Linked DNA regions of Homo sapiens: all the other regions are linked to region 2. Evidence: chromatin loops called from intact Hi-C (ENCODE). Cell type or tissue: PC-9. All regions are shown on one strand. Links, peaks and the distances in the headings refer to the core of each region. The heading gives the core; the rest is flanking DNA.

Region 1 (3,883 bases), core at 514-3,013, 560 kb before region 2:
ATAAACTTGAATGATTTCAGAACGTCTTCCAGAAAGTTTAGAAATATAGGGAAAAAGAGAGGTGGCATCATAAACTTAAAATTAGATACAATCAGTCTAAAATGGCAGTAAAGCATGTTCAGACATACAGAATACATTCCCAAAATTTGGATCCTAGATGGTCTGAAAGGCAGCGGAATCCCAGGGGTGAGCCCAGAGTCTTCTGTTTTTCAGCAGCTCTAGACCTTTTGAATAGTTTCCAGGGTAACAACTAACAGCTCCCTCATCACGTTCAACTTGGTGGAAACATTACTAATGTCAATGATAGGACACTTTCTTGTCTACATAATAGCAAATTCATTGATTTGGTTTTAAACTACTGCTCAGCGGGGCACAGTTGTCTATTTTTGAGTGAACAGCTTTAATAAAACTTTTTATTAGGTTTTCAAATATGCAGAAATGTATTGCCTAAACAAACATTTTGGGGGAGACAATTACTTAATTATAATGACAGTTAAGTCACACTGGAAAAAATTACCAACATTTTTCTGCCAGTAATTCGAAACACACATTTGGAATTTTATGGTATATTTAATGAAAATAAAATTTATATAATAATACCAAGAATATCCCTGTAAGTGATGAAAAGCAGAAGAATATTGCTCTCATTTTCTAAGCCAAAAGGCTTAGAGTTCTACAATATAAGAAAATGTTACTTTGCACCAGCTTTTAAAACAATATAATTATTTATTATGGATCTAAACTAATACAATTTCTCTTCCAAAAATATTTCAAAGTATTTCCCCTTTGGAGAAGGTATACTTTAAACTATTTTTAAAAGCTAGGAAATGCAAACATATATATATATGTATATACAGGGTGGAGTTTGTGCATTTCATGAAGGAATTCAGAGTAAGAATATAAAATAAAAGAGTGTAATGCAAGATATGGCAACAGATTTCTTAATTTTGAAACAGGTCAATCAGCTCTACTATATTCTGTTTCTACAATCGATAGCTCTCATTCCTGCTCCTCATCCTGCAAATGTATCTCTCATGCCAAGCAAGAGCCAGTGGGAGAACATAGATCACATAGCTGGTCGGTGATGCCCCATCAGCCCTAATGGAGAATCCAGTCAATATTCATGCACCATGTAACAGCTGATCAGCCACAACATTAACCCAACCATAAAACATAACATTTAAAAGCCAGATAAAAATATTTTCCCCATTTTATTTTTTACTGTACTACAAATATTGTCAGGAAAACAATCCATTAACTCACTGCTCTTCTAAAAGGATCGACTTAGTAGCCCATAACATTGTCCCAGGTAAATGATGCAGGTTTTGTGTATTGTGTTTGTATATAGCCTGAGGGCCCTCACGGATGAAAAGGGATCCATTTTTTTCCACTTTTATTTTAAATTCTTTTGTTCATTTTATCAACAGTCAAAGGTTTGGAATGTAAAATTAATGAGCAGGTCTGTAATCTTTCAGTGAAATCTTAAAGGTCCACTTTTCCACAATCACAAAGAGATGGAAAGGAGGCCAGGCTACATTTTTCTTCCTGAAGCATGGTTGATGATTTAAACTCACTAAGAAATAAATTTTTTTTTCTTAAGGAACAAATAAGAGCCTTGTGCTCACTCTTGCTTCACATTTGAATATGACTCTCATACTGTTGTTCTAAATGAAATTTGTCATGCATCCTTAAACAGATGGATTTTGAGTTTCTGTTGTGGAAATGTATTCATCCAGTGTTAGTATGAGCTAGGCTGGTATTTAGAAGGAGCCAAAGGTTTTGACTCTTGGGAGACATAAGACATAGCTTGCCCTAGCTCCCCAGCTCAGGGAAAGAGGAAGAACAACCTTTAACCCACAGAACTGTGCATAGCCCCCACTAGAAACCTCGGGCTCCTCTTCTGTCCTCAAGTCCATGCATTCATTAAAAACTCACTTGCAGCCGGGCGCGGTGACTCACACCTGTAATCCCAGCACTTTGGGAGGCCAAGGCGGGTGGATCGCAAGGTCAGGAGTTCAAGACCAGCCTGACCAACATGGTGAAACCCCGTCTCTACTAAAAATACAAAAATTAGCAGTGCATGATGTCATGCACCTATAATCCCAGCTACTCAGGAAGCCGAGGCAGGGGAATCACTTGAACCCAGAGGCGAAGTTTGCAGTGAGCTGAGATCACGCCACTGTACTCCAGCCTTGGTGAAAGAGCGAGACTCCATCTCAAAAAATGAACAAACAAACAAAAAAACAAAAAAAAACCTCACTTGCCTTTGACTGCAGTCCATACCCACCTTGTGTCTCACATAGGGAAGGCCTAGAGATCCCTGATAGAGCAACTTAGGGTCACGTGTCTAAACTTGGACGTGGTGATATAAAAGTGGAGTCTTAGTCCACATTAAAAATGAGGAAGCTACGGCAGAGAAAGTTCAGTGACTGGCTGCAAGTGACAACATGCATTACTTAGAGTTCAGCATAAACCTTGCCATCCCTCAGTGCCTATTTCTGATGTTTCCCAAAGAAGCAGATGAAAATGATATTTTTAAAAACCCAACAAATTATGTTTCTCTGGGTGAAATAGCTTTTAGTATACTTCATTTTTTTTGCTACGTTCTTTAACAAAAAAGCAATAAAAAAAAACCCTTCATAACAACAACAATAAAAAAAAACACATAAAAAAAGGAAACCAGAGCCAAAAGCATGCATCAAAATATGCAGCTATTAAATATTACCATTTTAATTTGGGAAAAAATAATGAGGGTTTTGCAATAGTTTCAATGCCTTAACTTCGAGATCAGATAAGAAATAGCAAAGAAGAAAGAAAGTGAATTGAGATGGTAATTTCCCGGTCAGTGACCTACATATGCCAGGACTGAGCACTCTAAAAGTGCAAAGAAAACCAGTGCCACTCATTGGAGAAAAATGCACATAGATTTTAAAATGTTGGTAATCATTCGTCACACATTTATTAAAGTAATTAACATTGAGGAAAGTAGTATAGTCCATGTTGTAATTTTTTTTTATTTCTTGACCTTACACTTTCTTCTCGAGAGTGGTAAGTTTTATTTTGACCTTTTACTGTATTATTCTTAAAATTAGCTCATCAGCCTTCTATTAAATAATTCTTTTATTAAGAGAGGGTATAATTATTAATGCAAATTGTGAGGTTGAAAGTTGAGATATGTGCAGCCTTTTTCAAGAGTTTATCCTTTGAAATGTTCAAAATAACATATTGACAGAGGTGTGTGCTTTAAAGAGACTTTAACAAAACATCTGTCATAGGATTGTTGCTATAGAAACTGGTTTATTAAACATTAAAGTTAATAAATTCAAAAACCACTTAGGCTGGCATGAAAGAAAGAAGTTTATAAATGTAATTGAGGTACAATAGGAAAATAGCAATCTCACAGCAGAGGGATCTCCTTCATGTCGCCTTCTGAGATCTGAAAGATCAGCGGAAAAATGTCATGGTTGATATTTGGGGTATGGGAAAGACATAGAGAAAGTGAGTTGTTAGACACCTGGGATATTTTCAAACACTTGTGTAGGTATTTATTTTTCTCAAACCTTTTAAAGGTTGCTATTTCCAAACTAGGTCAAATCAGGGTCTCATTATAACTTTTGTGGGAACTAAGTACTTTTGTTTTCATTGGGCTCTGGCATCATATTGATATCAACATTGAACATTTTTAAAGGTTAAATATTTTATTTTTTCTGTTTCAGACAAAAATTTAATAGATTTTTATTGTATGTATTAGAGTTCTCTAGAGTGACAGAACGAATATGGTAGATATATATATATATATATATATGTATATATATATATATATATATATATATGTATATAGGAGTTTATTAAGTATTTAAGTATGAACTCACACGATCCCAAG
Region 2 (3,883 bases), core at 783-3,282:
ATGACAGCAAATCAAGCCTTATACATATAACCGAAAAGCAAGGGAAAGCCTGTTCTTAGAAGAAACATGGTATAGATGGCCTTCTGTGTCTAGAAAAGCTACTGCCTTTACTATTTCTAACCACGGGCTGACATTGTTATTTTAAAGACAAAACTGGAGGAGACCACAGTGGTGGGGATAATATTTTCAACGTTCTGCAGCTGCATTCATAAAGTGAACTCTCTTTGAAGTATAAAATTAATAGTTGAATGACACACCTCAAAGAGTGCCCCCAAAAGGTGACCAGAGCCTAACTCTGCAATTTTAAAATGTGAACATTTCCAGAGATGGGAACCCATGGGTGCTGATAGCATCCCCATCTGGGGCCTATTTCTCCTGCCATCCATCTACACGTAGTCTTCTTTGAAGTCAAAAAAACCTCTGAGGGAAATTGTTCCAGGATAATAGGTTGGAGGTACTCTTGGCAAATTGCTCCAAAAATAAACAAACACAAACAAAAGACTGTGAATCACAACTGTATTGTAACTTAAATGCAGCATTTTCCCCATGGAAACCCTGAAAGACTCTCTACAGATAGATATAAATGATAGATATACACATGCAGAAAGAAAACTTGTATATATACACATACGTAGGTATATTGTCTTAACAAGAACAAGTTAATCCTCATGAATAAGGTATCAGTTTTGAAAGTATTTCTGGAAAAAAACAGAGGAAAGAATAAGTGCTATAGTTGGGTGCCGTCTGGGTGGAGTTATAAATAGTGGAATAATTTAAAGACAGTGACAGGATTAATGATCACGGGGCCTGAAGTCTCACAATTTCTTCACACCAGGCCACACATATACAAATTACCAAAAGGCTAGCTGGGTAACACATAGGTCTAAGTGGGTTACTCCTCTGGTTAAATCTGTAAGTTAGCTCCCCACAGCCTACAGAACAGAGGTAGAGGTATTTGGCATGGCATACAGCATCTATTTGAGGCCAGGCATAGTGGCTTACACCTGTAATCCCAGTATTTTGGGAGGCGGAGGCAGGCAAATCACCTAAGGTCAGGAGTTGAAGACCAGCCTGACCAACACAGTGAAACCACATCTCTATTAAATACAAAATTAATTAGCCAGATGTGGTGGTGCACGCCTATAATCCCAGTTACCTGGGAGGTTGAGGCAGGAGAATCGCTTGAACATGAGAGGCAGAGGTTGCAATGAGCCGAGATCGTGCCATTGCACTCCAGCCTCGGCAACAGTCTCCGTCTCAAAAACAAACAAACAAACAAACAAACATCAACAAAAATCTATTCAAGATTGCACCATGCCTTTTTAAAAGAAAATTCCTTTCCTTACATATCCCACCCTGCTTTGCACAAGCATGGCACACACACACACTCACACATTCACACAGGCTCACATACGTCTCACTCCAATCAAGCAAAACAGCTTGCAGTTGGGCCTTTGCACATGCTGTTTTCTCTAGCTCAGGGGTCAGCAAACTTCTATGTAAAGGGACAAATACCAAATATTTTCGGCTATTGAAGGATAAAGGTTCTGTTTCACTACGATGTTGTTGGACATAAATGAATACACATGGCTGTGTTCCGATAAAACTTTATTTATGGATGCTGAACTCCAAATTTCATATAATTTTCATGTGTCATGAAATACTTTTCTCCCTCTCGCCACCATTTAAATATATAAGACCATATTTAGATCCCATGTCACACAAAAACAGGCAGCAGCAGCGGGCCTGTTTGGGCCCACAGGTCACACTTTGCCACCCTGCTTCAGTCCTGCAGTCTTAGTTTATTTATCTCCAACATGTTCTTTAAAGCAGTCTTGGGAGCCTTCCATGCCCAAGCATAGTGTTGTCAAAGCCTCTTTAATACAGCTCTCTCAAATCATTTGTTTCAATATTTTAAATATGTTGTACTATCTTTCCTCCCAACCAGGCTCTGAGTTCTTTATCAGCAGGAAAAGCCTTTTGTAACTGTGTATCCCATCAAGCTCTCAACATGTGGCAAATAAATAAATAATCACGGAAAGTGAGAGGATAGTAATTTCTATACTCCTTCTTTCTCTTCTTCTGAAAAATATTTCTTATGAGTCATTCCTCTATGGATAAAAGGCATTCGGTACAGTGGTGCAGGGAGACAGTCTACTTGGCAAATCCAAGCCCTGTCAATGTCAAGTTCCAGGTTCTTTGTCAGTGATAATTGCTCATGTACCCTGGTTCAGGGTGTGGCTGATGGTATTCATCCCACAAACATTCTGTGGCTGCTGGGTATCAGGACTGCAGCTGGGAATGGGACAAAGAGCTTCCTTGCCCTCAGGAATGTACAGAGTGGTCAGGAAGAAAGCTTTCAAAAGTCAGTCTGAGGAGAGAGTGAAAAGAAAGAGCCACAGGAGCACAGAGCAGAGGAAGCCGTTCTGTGGGAGAGAAAGAGGTTAGGAAAGGATCCCTAGGGGGTAGTCTGCACACCAAGACCCAAAGGTAAACTGGAGTTGGCTAGGTAACAGAGAGAGAGAGAGAGAGAGGATAATGATATGGTTTGGCTCTGTGTCCCCACTGAAATCTCATCTCTAATTGTAATCCCCACATGTCAAGGGAGGGAGGTGATTGGATCATGGGGGCAGTTTCCCCCATGCTGTTCTCATGATAGTGAGGGAGATCTCACAAGATTTGATGGTTTTATAAGGGGCTTTTCCCCCTTAGCTTACACCTTTCTCTTGCCTGCTGCCTTGTAAGACATGCCTACTTCCCCTTCCACCATGATTGTAAGTTTCCTGAGGCCTCTACAGCCATGCAGAACTGTGAGTCAATTAAATCTCCTCTCTTTATAAATTACCCAGTCTCAGAAATGTCTTTATAACAGTGAAAACGGACTAAGACAGGTGTCTAAGCAGAAGGAACAGCTTGGACAAAGGCTCAGAGGTAGTAGAGCCAGAGAGGAAGAAGGTTGCTCAGCCACTCCCTTTAGCAGTGTTTGCATTGGGCCACATAAAAGGTGTTCTCAGGGAACTAGCTGCTGTCTGGCCTGAGTAAACCTTCATCACCTGCAAATGGAGAGCAGTGAGTTAAATACTGTGTATGGTCGTTCGTGAATACATTTTTTCTAGATGCTGCCCTTATTATTTCAGGACCCTTAGTGCTTTTTGTTTAATGAGATGTTCTGTGGGTTTGAACCCTTGTAGTCTTTCATTTGTGTTTCCTTCTCCCTCCCTTAGTTTACTGAGCACCTTAAGGGATGAGTTTGTTTGTTTTTTTTGTAGAACTTATTTGACTTTACATACCTATAAGATTTCATTCTTTCAAGAAATATCTACTACGCATCTTTTGTATTCCTGCACTGTTCTAGGTGCCTGGGATACATCAGAATAAAACAGACAATGATCCCTGCACTGGAGAATCTTTCACGGGAAAGAAGGACTGAGATAAAGTCAACAACACTCACAAAATAATAAATGAGCTAATGATATACTAGACGGTTGTGAGGAAAAAAGAATGTAAGGCAAGGTAGTGGAGAATGTGAGGCTGAGGGGTGCAATTTAAAGAGGAATTTAGGAAAGTCTTCATGGTGAAAGACACTTTGAGCATAGACGATGAAAGGGAGGGAATTGGCCATAGGAATATTTCCAGGAAGAGGGAGTAGTCAATGCAAAAGGCATTGGGCAGGAACAGGTATCATTCTATCATTCTGAAAACTTCAGGTAAGACCATGTGGAAAAGTAGTGAGGAGTTGCAGGAAGTGAGACCAGGCACAGGCTGTGGAGAGTCGGATCCTGAAGTGTCCTGGGGAATCCTGTACCCACTGTGGCTTTTATTACCGTCTCCAAAGAAGAGCCATTGCAAGGGTTTGAACAGAGGCATGACATCATAACCCCAC
Region 3 (3,883 bases), core at 514-3,013, 110 kb after region 2:
TTTGTTCAGAAAAAAATAGTAGATTTTTCAATGTGACATGCAGAATAATCCATTTTATAAAACAAACAAAAAACAAAAGCACAAATTTGGAGACTCTTGGCCCCTCCCTTGTTCTTGGCTGCCACATCCCATCCATCACCAAGCCATGCCACTACTCTCTCCTAAATTTCTCTATCCTACCCACCAGTGTCCCTTGCCTTTATCCCTCATGCAAGACTCTCTCAGCTCTGCAGTGACTTGTTTCTCTGTCCAGACATGCTGCTTCCTCTGTGCCAAGCAGGCAGCTCCTGTTCCTGGACCAAAGTCTGCTTCTTCTCAGGCATCACCTTAGCTGAGGCTTCCCTCCTGGATCCTCAAGCCTGGCCATTTGCTCCCCAGGTACCCAGCAGTCTGGATAGCATTGTTTTCCCTTGTCTTCTCTGTACCTGAATTTGCCCTCTAAGCTGCTGTTTCCTCCACTAGAGTAAGGATGAGAAAAAACAGGGGCTGGGTTTCATTTGCTATTGGATTCTCAGAGATAGCTCTCTACACAAGACATGTAGGGACCCCAGGAAAGTTTGTCAAATTCCTTGTGTGTTGTTCTTTATACATGGAGGTAATGCTTATGCCATATTCTTGACAACACACATGCTTTGGAATGATGCATTTATGAGATTATTATTTTGTTCAAGTTCAAATTCTATAGCTGTGGAAGAGAACAAGTACATCTGTACCTTACAGTGACTGGCGCTAATATCTGGATCCTATTAACATATGGAAAACAATAGTAGCATCTAATATTTGTATGCTGGTTTACAGTGTACATATTCACCAACCTAATTAATCTTACTAGTATCATGCTGCTCTAATGGTGTATTATTCTTCATTCCAGGCCAATGTTTTTTCCTAAGAAGTCTTCTGGTCTCCTGTGAGAAACTTGATGAGTGACACGGCTAAGCCCGACAGGCCAAAGCAAATGGTGTTAATAATTCAACACATATTTTTCGACTTTGTTTTGCTCAAAGATGTCAACTCCAGATAGGGGGAAGAGCTGCTTCTCTGTCTTCCAAAAGCCTCAAATATTTCAGGCTCGCCACCGCCCATGAGCCGTGGTTCCTTCCACCTTCCACTTCAAGAGTAAGTATTCCATGCTGCCAGAGCAGTGAGTCATAAAGGTGGCCGTGTTGCATCCTCATCTTCCTCTTGGTTCCTTTCATTTTTCTCCCAACTCACCTCCCTGCCTCTGGCCTGAGCCCCTCTCATTCACTCTCCTCTTCCGCTCCAGTGATCTTTCAAAAATGTAAGATTACTATATCACAATATGCTTTCGTGTCCTGCAGAGGCTCTGAAACTTCCATCTGTTTAACCCCCTGTTCAGTGCTGTGACAACCCGGCCTCTCTTCCTCCTCTGGGTCCATCTCCCACTGTCCACCTTGCGTGGCCCCTGACCCCTGCACTCCACACTTCAGCCACATCAAGCCCTTCGTCATGAGTGAACACATCAGGCTGTTTTCTGCTTTTATGCATTTTCAAACACTTTTCTCTATTCGACATGTTCTTTCATGCTTAGTCAACATAGGAAATTTCCTATTGAGACTTCAAAAACCTCCCACTCTGTGAAGGCATCTCTACTTTCCAAGAAAAACTGGCCATTTCCATTTGAATCACCACGATGTTTTGTCTTCACTTGTTATCCTGTGGCGTGCCCATGGGCCTACACACCTGTCACTCCTTGCAGCTATGAGATACCAGAGTACAATTATGGATTTTATGTTTCATTGCATCCTCTTGCCTGGCACGTGATAGGTGTGTTTATTCAGTGAATGAATGAACAAACTAATCGACCACAGAATGAAGTAGAGCCTCGAACCTGCATTAGGATTCTTTGACCACATGAGCAAAGGCACGAACAATAATTCTAGAATTTGGCTCAAAGTTTTCACTTGGTTTTCATTAAGGCCAGAGGCACCCTGTGGAACAATCCAAGGAAAAATTGCAATGGTCATTAATCTCCCTAAGAAATTCTAACTTTTCCTGCCAAATGTTTTACTAAGTCTTATGACTATTCACCAGTCTAGCCCATTAAAAATCATAAGGACTCTTAGAAACTGCATGCTGCTCCAACTTGTCCTAAAGCACTGAAGTTACCAACTGAGAGCCAGTCAAAAGTCTACCATTCAACAAAGTAATACATGATTATAAGAAAAATTATAAAGTAAGGCCAAGAATTGATCTGAACACAAATATATATTTGTCTCAGAACTCAAGGAGCTTCTTAAAAGGAGGAGAAATACCACTCACAGGGTTCCATCAGCTCACTTTGCTGACGCATTTGCTTTTGCCAGTGTTGGCAGCATGTGCAGTTAATGCATATCTAGGAATTAGCATGGCAGGGGGAGAGTGGGGAAAACATAATTTCCTAGCTGTATGCTTCAATTGATGCAGTCTTACAGAAATTACATTTGATGGGAAGGAAAAGTATTTAATCACTCCCTCTATGATGGACAGTTCGTTATTCCGACGTGACACATCCACAGGAAAAAGAAAGGCACATGCCTTGAGACTCACTACCTGTCTGCAATCTATGAGCCTGACATTCTATAGCAATCCATTTGGTTTAATAAACCACAGAAACTGTTTCAAACTTCTAAGGGGGTGCCAAGTAAAATGAGATGATTTGACTGGAATAACATGTTCTAACTGCACTGCAATGTAGAGCGGTGTTATTCTACTTTCCATTGTGCACAATGCATTCCACAAAGTATGGTCCAGTTGTATTTAATGCTGTGGCCACAGCCTTTACAGAATTTTGCTCTTCTAAGGTCCAGTTTTTTCAAAGGGACAGTAAGCAATCAGACACTAGTTTTATCTGATTAGTTTCTTTGGGAAGGCTAGGGCTAGGATATCAATGTTTATCAAATATTTCTATACTTCGAAATAGGTTTTCATTCTAGTGGGAAACAATTCTATAAAACTGGATGTGCGCCTTGCATTGTTCTTTTCTACTTTGTGTGTTGCTTGTTTTTCAGGATGCACTCTAAAAGATAGCATATTTAATTAAAACCTAGAAATGAAAACAATCATACTTTTAAAAATTAATCCCTCAGCATGATCTAGAAGCATGTCAATACCTTGGCCGTGGCAGTGACCCATCCAAGGTGCTCCATTCCATGGCTTGAGCTCTGCAATAACCCTCAGTACATGAAAAAGATGTTGTGGAAAAAAAAGGCCTTTTGTCTCAAGACAAGTGTCATGAAATGTATTCACTGAGGGGGATAAAAGTATTCCCTTTCTTAATTTACTTTTGGATAAGTAGACACAATTAATGAGGATTATTTAATAGAAGATACCTACTGGTCTTTTTTAAACATATAAATTATATTATTAAAAGTGAAAAGTTGAAGTACTTCTCTTTTTGTCTTAATTATTCTAATGTGCATTTAATATAAAAACAAGGTTTTTTGAAATTATAATTAGCTGCTGACAAATATAAATAAAACTTGCCAAAGTGAAGGATTCCAGAGTTACACAGATTTAAAGTTAGAGCCTATAATCCCAGCACTTGGAGGCTGAGGAGAGAGGATCTCTTGAGCCCAGGAGTTCAAGACCAGCCTGGGCAACATAACGAAACCAGTCCGTACAAAACAGAAAAGTTAGTCAGGCATGCTGGTGCAGGCTTGTAGTCCCAACTACTCCAGAGGCTGAGGTGGGAAGATCATTTGAGCCCATGGAGGTCGAGGCTGAGGTGAGCCATGATCGCACCATTGCACTCCAGCCTGAGTGACAGAGCAAAACTCTGCCTCAAAATAATAATAATAATACAATACAATATAATACAATAAAGTTTAAAAAGTATAATTCCTTTACTATCAAGAATATATAAAATAATCTATAGCTTACAACG

What was found. Hi-C counts contacts between places; a loop is a spot of excess contacts. Peaks named below come from ENCODE experiments on the same cell type or tissue, not always from the same donor. Only the 100,000 strongest peaks of a DNase experiment are listed, where the experiment ranks them.
Region 1: it touches region 2 in a loop (7-fold over the local background); 1 of 110 quality-filtered maps calls a loop at or near these places.
Region 3: it touches region 2 in a loop (7-fold over the local background); 1 of 110 quality-filtered maps calls a loop at or near these places.

The regions. Positions count from the first base shown.
Region 1 is chr13:105,588,648-105,592,530 of GRCh38, forward strand. The region is part of intron 6 of LOC105370345 (a long non-coding RNA gene); the gene reads right to left. Among named protein-coding and RNA genes, the nearest start is that of DAOA-AS1, 85 kb to the left of the region's middle. In PC-9, for the core only: no CTCF peak of the experiment used is centred there; a DNase peak (open chromatin) is centred at 1,574; H3K27ac peaks cover 1,208 bases.
Region 2 is chr13:106,149,269-106,153,151 of GRCh38, forward strand. No RefSeq gene overlaps it. Among named protein-coding and RNA genes, the nearest start is that of LINC00460, 230 kb to the right of the region's middle. In PC-9, for the core only: no CTCF peak of the experiment used is centred there; DNase peaks (open chromatin) are centred at 2,193 and 2,983; H3K27ac peaks cover 2,500 bases.
Region 3 is chr13:106,262,024-106,265,906 of GRCh38, forward strand. The region is part of intron 2 of LOC107984626 (a long non-coding RNA gene); the gene reads right to left. Among named protein-coding and RNA genes, the nearest start is that of LINC00460, 110 kb to the right of the region's middle. In PC-9, for the core only: no CTCF peak of the experiment used is centred there; no DNase peak of the experiment used is centred there.